Regions from separate parts of the Homo sapiens genome. Here region 1 is linked to region 2. Evidence: chromatin loops called from intact Hi-C (ENCODE). Cell type or tissue: HepG2. All regions are shown on one strand. Links, peaks and the distances in the headings refer to the core of each region. The heading gives the core; the rest is flanking DNA.

Evidence for each region. Hi-C counts contacts between places; a loop is a spot of excess contacts. Peaks named below come from ENCODE experiments on the same cell type or tissue, not always from the same donor. Only the 100,000 strongest peaks of a DNase experiment are listed, where the experiment ranks them.
Region 1: a loop joins it to region 2, with 15 times the contacts of the local background. A loop is called at or near these places in 3 of 110 quality-filtered maps.

What each region holds. Positions count from the first base shown.
Region 1 is chr2:45,727,711-45,733,088 of GRCh38, reverse strand. The region is part of intron 1 of PRKCE (protein kinase C epsilon); the gene reads right to left. Among named protein-coding and RNA genes, the nearest start is that of PRKCE-AS1, 55 kb to the right of the region's middle. RefSeq lists enhancers at 1-292, 2,753-2,892, 3,273-3,352. In HepG2, for the core only: a CTCF peak has its summit at 3,199 (motif pointing right); a DNase peak (open chromatin) is centred at 3,208.
Region 2 is chr2:45,934,122-45,939,499 of GRCh38, reverse strand. All of the region lies in intron 2 of PRKCE (protein kinase C epsilon), which reads right to left. Among named protein-coding and RNA genes, the nearest start is that of PRKCE-AS1, 260 kb to the right of the region's middle. RefSeq lists an enhancer at 3,030-3,339. In HepG2, for the core only: a CTCF peak has its summit at 2,933 (motif pointing right); DNase peaks (open chromatin) are centred at 519 and 2,979.

The DNA of each region.
Region 1 (5,378 bases), core at 262-5,261, 210 kb after region 2:
ATCTCAGTCACTGCCTTTGTTTATAAATAAATTTGTTTATTTGTATTGTCTATGGCTGCTTTTGCACTACAATGGTAGAGCCAAGTTGTTTTCGCAGAGACTCTGTGGCCCGCAAAGCTAAAAATATTTACTCTCTGATCCTTTAAAGAAAGTCGTCGACCCTTGATCTAGGACATCCATTAATTATAACGATTTAACTTCTCTCCTGTTTATCTAAAATTACCAATCATGTACCATCTTTAGGAGAACTCAGAAAACAGTTCACTCATGTCGGTTTTTTGTTGTTGTTGTTGTTCTGTGGTCAGATGAGGAATCTTATTTGAGAAAGATAGTGAAAGAGACAGATAAACAAATAGGAAAATACCAAATAGTGTGTTAGGTGCTGGCTGAGGAAGGTGCAGGCAACACACTACAGATGCACATAGAAAGCTATGTGTAGCTGGATTTGGAGGATCCGGGAAGACTTCCTGGAGGAAGCAGCATCTAAGATATTATAATGATTATTGTTACCACTACTACTACTGCCCAAAGTAAGCTATAAGTAAAACATATAATATATATTATAGACTGACTTCAAACCTTTTTTCAAAAAGGTGGATATCAATGGATGAATAAACCTATTTAATACAGGTAATGACCAATAATACTGTATTTCATTATTTAGTAAGCTCCTGGTTATATGATAGGTACTCTGAAACATAAATCTGCCCTGTGAGTTGATACTAACATATGAAGAACCTCAACATATCCAAATATTTTAACACTAACAACCTGGGTAGAATGTACTTAAAATGGCATTCAGGGCTCACCTATAGAAAAACCTGAGTCCCTGAGACATGTCTGTCCCTAGCCTCCCGACATGGAGCCCTTTGCCTGCCCTAGGATGTCCAGGGCCCCCATATTCTTTCCTCCCTCTCCAATGACAGTCTGTTCCAAAAAAAAGCTCTCATAAATTTCATTTATACTGAGGTTCACATGACTGATAAGATGGTATGGCCCTTCTCTAGGACATCTGTATTTTAACTACTCATAACAAGGTTTAACTTACAGGAAAGACTTTCTAAGGGTGGAATTTCTAGGACTGTGGCTGACAGTGAAAATGGAGTTCTGTGGAGTAGGAGGTCATTCTGAAAGCCTAATTTGAATCACATGGCAGTCTGTAGCAGTAAAAAGCTCCAGGAATTGGCCAGGTACACTGGTTCATGTCTGTAAACCTAGCACTTTGGGAGGATACCTTGAGCCCAGGAGTTCAAGACCAGCCTGGGTAACACGGTGAGACCTTGTCTCTACAAAAAATTCTAGCCAGGTGTGGTGGCACACACCCATGGTCCCAGCTACTTGGGAGGCTGAGGTAGGAGCATCACTTGAGCCTAGGAGGTCAAGTCTGCAGGGAGCAATGTTTGCACCACTGCACTTCTTCCTGGGCAACAGAGTGAGACCCTGCCTCAAAAAAAAAAAAAAAAAAAAAAAATTCCAGGAATTCAGAAAATTCTTGGTTTTCAGGCTTAGGTTTCCCCATTAGTAACTACAAAATCCAAGACACTTAATGTCTCTGAGTCTCTTTCTCTCATGTCTAAAATGAACTTGAGAATTAAGGAAGGAAACTCAACTTCTCCCAGTTTCCTGAAGAGACTCAGTAAATGAAAAACCTCCAGACAAATGATTTTTACTCCATCTCCCCACTTCTTTTTTGGCATCTCTCCCAGGCCAGACATTTATACATCACACCTGCATGAGCCACAGAACTGATGGTCCTAAAATACTGACCAGAAAACCACAAGGAATGGAGCTGCTCTGTCTAAGTGAATGCTCTGAGCCCAAGAGGCTGAGTTGTCATAGGCAAAAACTGTGCATAACTCCATTAAGACACCCCTTGCTCTCCTGACACTAGCTGTAATAACCATCTTCCTCTCTAAACACAAAGGCCAATGCTAACTAATAACAGAAATCAACAGGCCCTAAACTCACCAGTCTCTAAACTGTCCACAGTAGCCACTTTCTGCCTGAGAGTTCTCCCTGGTTAGAGAACACCCAGGCTCCCACTATTCCCACATTCCTATTTCCTTCACTTCAAAATTTTCATTAACAGCTTCCACTTGTTCTTCCACACCAGTCAGATTTTCCTTTTAGATAAATCCAGGAATATCATTGCTCCATAAAGGTAAAAATGTATTTTTAAAAATGTTTTACAAATAACAGCACTCTGTCTCCCATGATCTGTCGGGCAGACACACAAAATTAATTTTTTAATGGAAATTTCCTTGGGAGAAGTGTCTCTTCAGAGACAGAAAAGAAACTGGTAGCTCTTGAAAATTAAAAATGTTGTGCTTGCCAGGCATGGTAGCTCACACCTGTAATCCTAGCACTTTGGGAGGCTGAGGCGGGTAGATAGCTTAAGGCCAGGAGTTTGAGACCAGCCTGGCCAATGGGGTGAAACCCTGTCTGTACTAAAAATACAAAAATTAGCCAGGTGTGGTGGTGCACACCTGTAATCCCACCTACTAAGGTGGCTGAGGCACAAGAATTGCCTGAACCCAGGAGGCAGAAGTCGCAGTGAGCCGAGATTGTGCCACTGTACTCGAGCCTGGGCAACAGGGTGAGACTCTGTCTCGGGAAAAAAAAAAAAAAAAAAATTACAACTGGTGGCTCACAGTTGTAATCCCAGAGCTTTGGGAGGCCAAGGTAGGAGGATCACTTGAGGCCAGGAGTTTGAGACCAGCCTGGGCAACACAGCAAGACTCCATCTCTACAAAAATAAAAAATAAAAAATTAGCTGGGTATGGTGGCCCACACCTGTAATCCTAGCTACCCAGGAGGCTGAGATGGGAGGGTTGTTTGAGCCCAAAAACTTGAGGTTACAGTGAGCACCACTGCACTCAAGTCTGGGTGACAGAGCGGAACCCTGTCTCTAAAAAATTTATTTTTCCAGTGTTGTGCTCTGTTGTCCCCAAACGGCTCTTCAAGCCTGGCGTCTATGGTAACATGACTGTAACCTCAGTGCTGCCCTGCTAATGTGTGGTTTCTGTTTTTCTTCCTCTTTTCAAATCCAAGGTTAACCAACGGACTCAAAACATCCATTCTTGTCAATGTTGTTGAACTATAAAAGTATGACTCTATACCCTTAAAAAATGCAAAATGCCCAGGACCCAAAGATCTCCTCCATGCTGATCTGTTCCTCTTTTAAGACTCCAGGTGGAGCTAGTAGGAACTGCACTCCAGGCTTTGAGCCATTGACAGATCTGCTCCCCTTGAGGCAAGGTGGACGTACTAGTTCTTCCTCCGGTCAAGGATGGCCAGAGCAGTCTGGACCCACTCTGGCCTAATCAGCATCAGCATACAGGCTCATCATCCATTACACTACCAATGTCCCTTGGAATATTTTCTGCTCAAACTTAAAAAATAAGCCCCCATGGAGGATACAGCCTAGAATCTCTAGTACAGATTCAAAAATAGCTGTATTCCTGAGTATGCACATCCCTTCAAAACGGTGTAAAAATTTTCAGAAGCCAAGGGTCAGTGATCACAGCCTCACTGGGGCCTAAAAATATCCTTCAGGCTATTGCTGTAGGAGGGGGAAAAGGAATCGGAAAGTAATGAAGGGGGACACATAGATGCATATGATGGAGGCTCCAGGGAGGGCCGAGCTGGCTTGATATCACATCTACACTGGCTGTCTCATAAGCGTATTAGGATCACACCCTTTGATAATAAAGAGGATGCAATGACCCCTGCTAAGAAGACACAGGCTTGAGCTGAGGATGGCTTTCATGGCACCTTTCATCTACTTTCTCTCTACTCTATCTTGCTCAGTCTCCCATAAGCCAGTGCAAACAGAGACTGCACTGTGTCCTCCACCGCCCTATGTGAATTAACCAGCAAGGATCCTGGTATAAGTGACGTGGTATCAGCTCCTTCGGGTCCCAAGGACAATGCCTCTGTTCCATTGATCAAGGCTTTGGAACTCCTTCCTTTGGAGTCCAGGCTTCCAAGTCATCATGGTAGCCATGGTCGGAATCCTACCTTGGCAAGTTGAGAGCAAGATCCCTGGTGGGGCAGTGAAAAAGAAAGACGATGGGAAGTGAGGGAAGAAGTGGGAATAGAGGCAGCCTCACTTGGCAAACACAGTGCAGCACAGCCTACCAGTTAGGAGCCAGTGCCCCAGTGCCACCGTATACTGAGTTCAAATCTTTGCTAACACCCAGCTCCAACACCCAACTCTAAACACATTACTCAACCTCTCTAACCTTAAAGGAGAGATGATGGTCATACCTTCCTCATACAGTTGTTATGAAAAATAAGTGACATGATGCATGAAAAGCACTCAGCACAGGGCCTCAATAATTAGCAGCTGTTATTGCTCAGATACTGAAAACAAACCATGAACTGGTGAAGACAGACCTCAACTTACAGTCAGGCAACCTGGGGGCTTTCAGTTCCCCATCTGTAAAACAAGGGGCTGAGAATGAAGGTTCCTTCCAGCTCAGACACTCTAGAAGTCTGTGACTAAGATACAAAGATTCCAGCGGCACGTGGGCATTACAACTGTAATATAAAATGACACCCAATAGCACTTGCACCACCCTCAAAGCAAGCAGCATGCACAAGAGGATACTGTGAAGAGTGCGTGTGTTTGGGCATGGGACTATTGGGGGAAGGGTTCTGGTGAAGAAGGGGCCAGTGAAATGGCATTGCTTAGATTGTTCTCTGGCTTGCTAGTCCAACATCCAGGAATGTTTCTGGCCTTCTAGGTATGAAGCAGGCAATTAGGGTCTTATAAAAATAAAAATAAAAAATTTCACTTAAAATCAAGAGGGAGAAATTTCTACTTGCCCTAACCTTGATCCTTTGCCCTTTGAAGCCAAAACAGATACTACCCTTAATTTATTTAGAGTAGCTTCTCACCCATCACCTTACTCCCTTGATGGGATACGAAGGACTTTCTGAAAGGATGTGGAGTCACACTTTGAAAAATACACTTACACAGAAGGAGCAGGCTTGAAAAGAAAAGATACGCTTAAACAGAAAGCGAGGCATGGTGTTTACTCAAGAGACCATCTCCCTCAGCCTGGTTTAAGCCAGTAAGGGCTTTATTTTCCATCTTGGCTTCCCAGAGTTTACTGTAAAAATACATGCCCTGGCTGGGCCCGGTGGCTCACGTCTGTAATCTCAGCACTTTGGGAGGCCGAGGCAGGCAGATCACGAGGTCAGGAGTTTGAGACCAGCCTGACCAACATGGTGAAACCCCGTCTCTACTAAAAATACAAAAATTAGCTGGGTGTGGTGGCGGGCACCTGTAATCCCAGCTACTCAGGAGGCTGAAGCGGGAGAATCGCTTGAACCCAGGAGCCAGCGGTTACAGTGAGCCGAGATCGCACCAC
Region 2 (5,378 bases), core at 107-5,106:
GTTGAAATGTCTCTTTGAAAGTCTTAGTAACCTCGACAAAGGAAGGTGCCCAGATGCTACTCTACAGGAGAATACGGTATGAAATGATGAAAGAGCAACATGCGGAAGGAAGGGCAGCTCCAAGGCCCAACTGCCTGACAGTAAGACATCAGGGAATGAAGTGGTGAACACAGGGGAAGGTGGCAGTGCTGGCTTTAGACAAGCCCATCTCTTGTCACTATTGGGGTGCTACCAAAATAAATGCCTAAGGTCTTCAATAACAGCACTTGGCACTTGTATCAAATTTCTTTCCCGAAACACACCCATATCCCTTGTCTTATTGAAGCCTCCAAGTGACTCTGTGAGTGAGGGCATAATGTATAATGTTTGGTTTTGGTTTTATATTTTCCGGGAGAAGAAACAACGGGGAGATTTATAGCCCGGCACCTCCTCCACCCTGGCAGGGTGCTGTGGGCTGGATTTCACTGGGACAGCAGGGTTGGATGAGGTCAGAGCCAGCGTGGAATTAGCCTACTGCGCTGGATTCCTGAGTGTTGACTCAGCCGCAAGACTCCAGAGGGCAGAGCGCTGAATGTGCTAGAAAGAGTTACGAATGAGGTGCCCACCATGTGTAACTGGGTGAGAACACCCAGCCTCTGCCCTCAGGGGTTTGCAATCTAATACATCAGGAATAGGGCCAATGTTTGAGAGAACTGTAGATGAGTGAGAAAGAAAACTGGCACGACTTTGTAAATATAAGCTTTCTCAATTTAAGCAAACTTGCACATTTGTTTACTTTGTTCTAAGAGTTGCTGAATAAGGCATGATACCATGAGTTTATGGTCAAACAGCCAGGGAAAGGCAGCATCTAGGCAAAAGAGAAGGGACCCATAAGTTAGGAAAGAATGCAAATTGGAGGCCAGGAAAAGTTTGCTAACTGAATAAATAGCTGCTGCAAGGCTTGATGGGGGTTTGAGGGGTGGGCGCTGAAATGTTGAAAGGGACACAACAGGTCAATCACAGACACAAGGTGGAAAATGCAGGGATATCTATAGAGTGGGTAGGGAGGATGTAGGTTCCAAGTCACTAAGGATAGTCCTAGATTTTGCCTGTTTTCTTAGAGTAATTATGTATAGTGTCACTTATCATTCTCAACTGTGTCCTTTCTTGGAGGATAAATGATATAGTCACCCTAGTTCTCCAAAACTCACAAGATGCATTGAATTGCCAGATAGCCCCCCTCCAGCCAAGCCATCTACACCAGCTTCTATATTTGCACCACCTCTCCAAGGGGCTAAATACCACCTCCAAGAGACTAAATACCACCCCCATCAGCCCTGCCCTGAGGCTAAGAGAGCAGATGGTTCTATGTGGGTGTGAACAGTCTTTAATTCTTCATTTCTGGGCTAACACTGGCTCCTGAGAATCCAAGAGGAACAGAGGGAGGAGAACAAGAAGAGGCCGAAGGGGAAGGGTCGGGACCCTCTGAGTGACATTAGTGGTGCGTAACGTAAAGGCTACTCTCACTGTAGAGAAGCCAGCATGGCAGCAAGGAGGGCGAATGGGCCTTGGGTCCAGCAAGACCTGCAGTCTGCTCCCAGATCCCCACAGTCATTGCTGAGCCTCAGTTTCCTCACCTCTTTAAAGAAAAGTGGGGTGGGGGAGGATAATATCTACCTTCCAGAGTTGGAGTGACAGAATGTAATCATTATCAAGTACCAGGTACACAGTAGGCGTTCGATAATGGCAGCTTTTGTTGGAACGATGATATATACCTACAAGTTTTCTTTCTTTTTTTTTTTCTTTGAGACGGAGTCTCACTTTGTCACCCAGGCTGGAGTGCAGTGGTATGATCTCGGCTCACTACAAGCTCCACCTCCTGGGTTCACACCATTTTCCTGCCTCAGCCTCCCGAGTAGCTGGGACTACAGGTGCCCGCCACCAGGCCTGGCTAATTTTTTTTTGTATTTTTAGTGGAGATGGGGTTTCACCGTATTAGCCAGGATGGTCTTCATCTCCTGACCTCGTGATCCGCGCGCCTGAGCCTCCCAAAGTGCTGGGATTACAGGCGTGAGCCACCACGTGTGGCCATACCTATGAGTTTTCTTAAAACCAAATTGTCAAAAATGTGGGGCCTACCAGGTGTTAGCCTCCATCCCATAACATCGTGGCTCAGGTCACCCTCAGAAGGAGACACAGGGAGTCCTAAGTGTATTCTGGGAGTGACCTCTGTGGCAGACCAAGGGACACAGCTATGGCCGGGACACCAACAGCTTCTGCTATAATCTCCCCAATTTTTTTTTATTTAAGTGCAATTATTTTTATTTAAGTACAATTATAAAACTATAAAGGGAACATTTTTAGAGGAGTAATAAAAACCAGATGGACATGGAATCTTTTCTTCCCAGCCAAAGGGGATCATCTTGCTCATCCCCTGGGAGCACTCTTCTTTCATGATCACTGTCCCAGGAGCCCACAAAAGGTCCAAGCATCTATGGAACTTAAAATACAAGTACTGGAAGGCTTGTGTCTGTACCAGGCTCTGGTTCTGATCCTGGAAATTCAATGTCACAGTCTGAACAGGTGTGCCTGCTGATTGATTATAGCCTGAAAGTACAAGAGGGACAGGCAGAGCTTTTGTCCCTGCCCCTTTTAATAAGAACACATACCTGCGGTAGGTTGTGGATTGGAGGAAGTCTCTCAGAGCCGGGAGGAGACATTCCCTACACCAGTGGAAAATCTTTGGGTCCTCCAAAATCACACTTCTTTAACTCAAGTTAAATGAGGCCTTAAGGCGCTTAACTGTTAAGAAATAATAACAAGAAAAATCAAAGATTACGCAAAAAGAGGGCTGCAGGGGCTGCAGGCTGTCCTTAGGGCATCCTCCGGCCTTGGTGGGTAAGGTTAGGAAAACCTGGCTGCATTTTCCAAACCCTTCCACCAGAGCCACACGGGGGCACACTAGTCAATGTTTTGGATGTCGGGCCTCCCGCTGGCTTCCTCTCGGTAAAGAAACCTGGAGGAGGAGGACAGTGAGGGCAGAGGCGCTACTGGATGACTCCTTGCTTGGCCCACGGCCACCAAGCCAGTGACTTAGGCAGATTGTCCTTGAGTGATTCAAAACCACGTGGGTGCTGGCCCAAAGGTTTCCCCTTACTTTCTAAGCATGTTCCCAGCATGGCTGGGGCACGGGTTCCTGAGCTATTACTCAGGAGAGCAGGGAAAAGAATTGAGTGAATAAATGGAAGGTCTAATAACCTCTTAACCTGATACCAGGAAGGCAAGTGAGTAACCCCCAAGGGGTGCTTGGGGGCACAGCAGGCAGGGGTGGGCAGGGTAATAGCTCATTCTTCAGTGGGTCGCCATAGCATCCTTGGCGTGACCAGAGTGCTGGCCCTCAGTGCCTGCCCTCCTAGGGTGAAGGATCAGCCTCAAAGGCAGGGCAGCAGGCTGGCTCCTAACAGAGCCTCTTGACAGAGGGTCTCCTACGAGCACACACTGCTGCCTCACCAATAGACATGGGAACCCCAGGGGACAGACCAGGGACCAAACCCCAGCCATCACCAGGCACTGCAAGGCGCCAGCCAGCCTGCACTCCAGGACTCCAGTGTGCCTGCTTTCCAGAGCACAATGGGTCCAGGTGCACACAGACACAGCAGACAAACCAGAAGAGAAGGCATCTAAGTCACCACCTTCTATCAAGAATTCAGCTAAGCTGCGATTTTTTTTTTTTTTTTTGAGACAGTCTCACTTTGTCGTGTGGGCTGGAGTGCGGTGGCATGATCTTGGCTCACTGCAACCTCTGCCTCCTGGGTTCAAGCAATTCTTCTGCCTCAGCATCCTGAATAGCTGGGATTACCGGCACGTCACAATGCCCAGCTGATTTTTGTATTTTTAGTAGAGATGGGGTTTCACCATGATGGACAGGCTAGTCTGGAACTCCTGGCCTCAAGTGATCCACCTGCCTTGGCCTCCCAAAGTGCTGGGATTATAGGCGTGAGCCACCGTGCCCAACCCTAAGCTGCAATTTTATATGAAGACCTTGGAAAAGAAAAACACTTTTGTTTATAAACATGGTATAGTATGCAAATTTTAAAGTATTAATATTTTTTAGCTAAAACAGTACTTCAAAAGTTCTTAGCTTGAGGCCGGCTCTGAGAGGAGGGGGTTTATTTTCTTCTGCCCCACTTATCTTTGGTGAATGGCAGAATGTTTGTTTAATAAAAAGTCAGTAAAGCAGAGAATCATGCAAAGAAAAGATGTATGTACTTTAAGTATTTTAACTAACAATATTCAAACTGAAAATATTGAAAAACAAATATATGTACTCACTTGCCAATAACAGAAGGCCAATTTCTTTAAGGTATGGTCCCCCTCATCATCTCTTACAGACAAACATTATCTATGATTTCCATTTCCATTTTCTATGTGTGTGTGTGTGTGTGTGTGTGTGAGAGAGAGAGTGAGTGTCTCGCTTTGCTGCCCAGGCTGGAGTGCAGTAGTATGATCATGGCTCACTGCAGCCTCAACCTCCCACGATCAAGCAATGCTCCTGCCTCAGCCTCACAAGTAGCTGGGACTACAGGCACATGCCACCATGCCTGGCTAATTTAAATTTTTTTTTTTTTTTTGTAGAGACATGGTCTCTCCATGTTGCCCACGCTGGTCTTGACTCCTGGGCTCAAGCAATCCTACTGCCTCAACCTCCCAAAGTATTCAGATTATAAGTGTGAGCCACCATGCCCAGCCCAATTGTGGTTTCTTTCTAGTGGAGCAAAAATTAAAGATACTTGTGAAGTAATGTGAATTTGGAATCTTTTTAGAGCTTTATTATTTTTCTCACACAATTTAGCAGTAATTTTTTTTTTTTTTGAGGCAGAGTCTCGCTTTATCACCCAGGCTGGATTGCAGTGGTGTGATCTCGGCTCACTGCAGCCTCCGCCTTGTGGCTTCAAGTGATTTTCCCGCCTCAGCCTCCCAAGTAGCTGGAATTACAGGCATGTGCCACCACGTCTGGCTAATTTTTGTATTTTTAGTAGAGATGGGGTTTTACTATGTTGACCAGGCTGGTCTCAAACTCCTGACCTCAAGTGACCTGCTCGCCTCAGCCTCCCAAAGTGCTGGGATTACAGGCATGAGTGACCATGCCTGGCCAACAGTAATTTTATAGGAAATTTATCTTTGGCTTTTTCCGTCACATTCAACTTAGTCTTAATAGAAACTTTTTTTCACACTCATCTCAGTTTAAATAAGATTTCATTACAATTATTTATTACAATAAGAACAAATACAAGTGGCTTTTGATAAACACACAACTACTGGTGGGGACAGAAGTGTACAGTGGGAGTACGGCATAAGCTGCTCCACTATGGCTGTGAGCTTTCAAGTGTGCCCTGAGC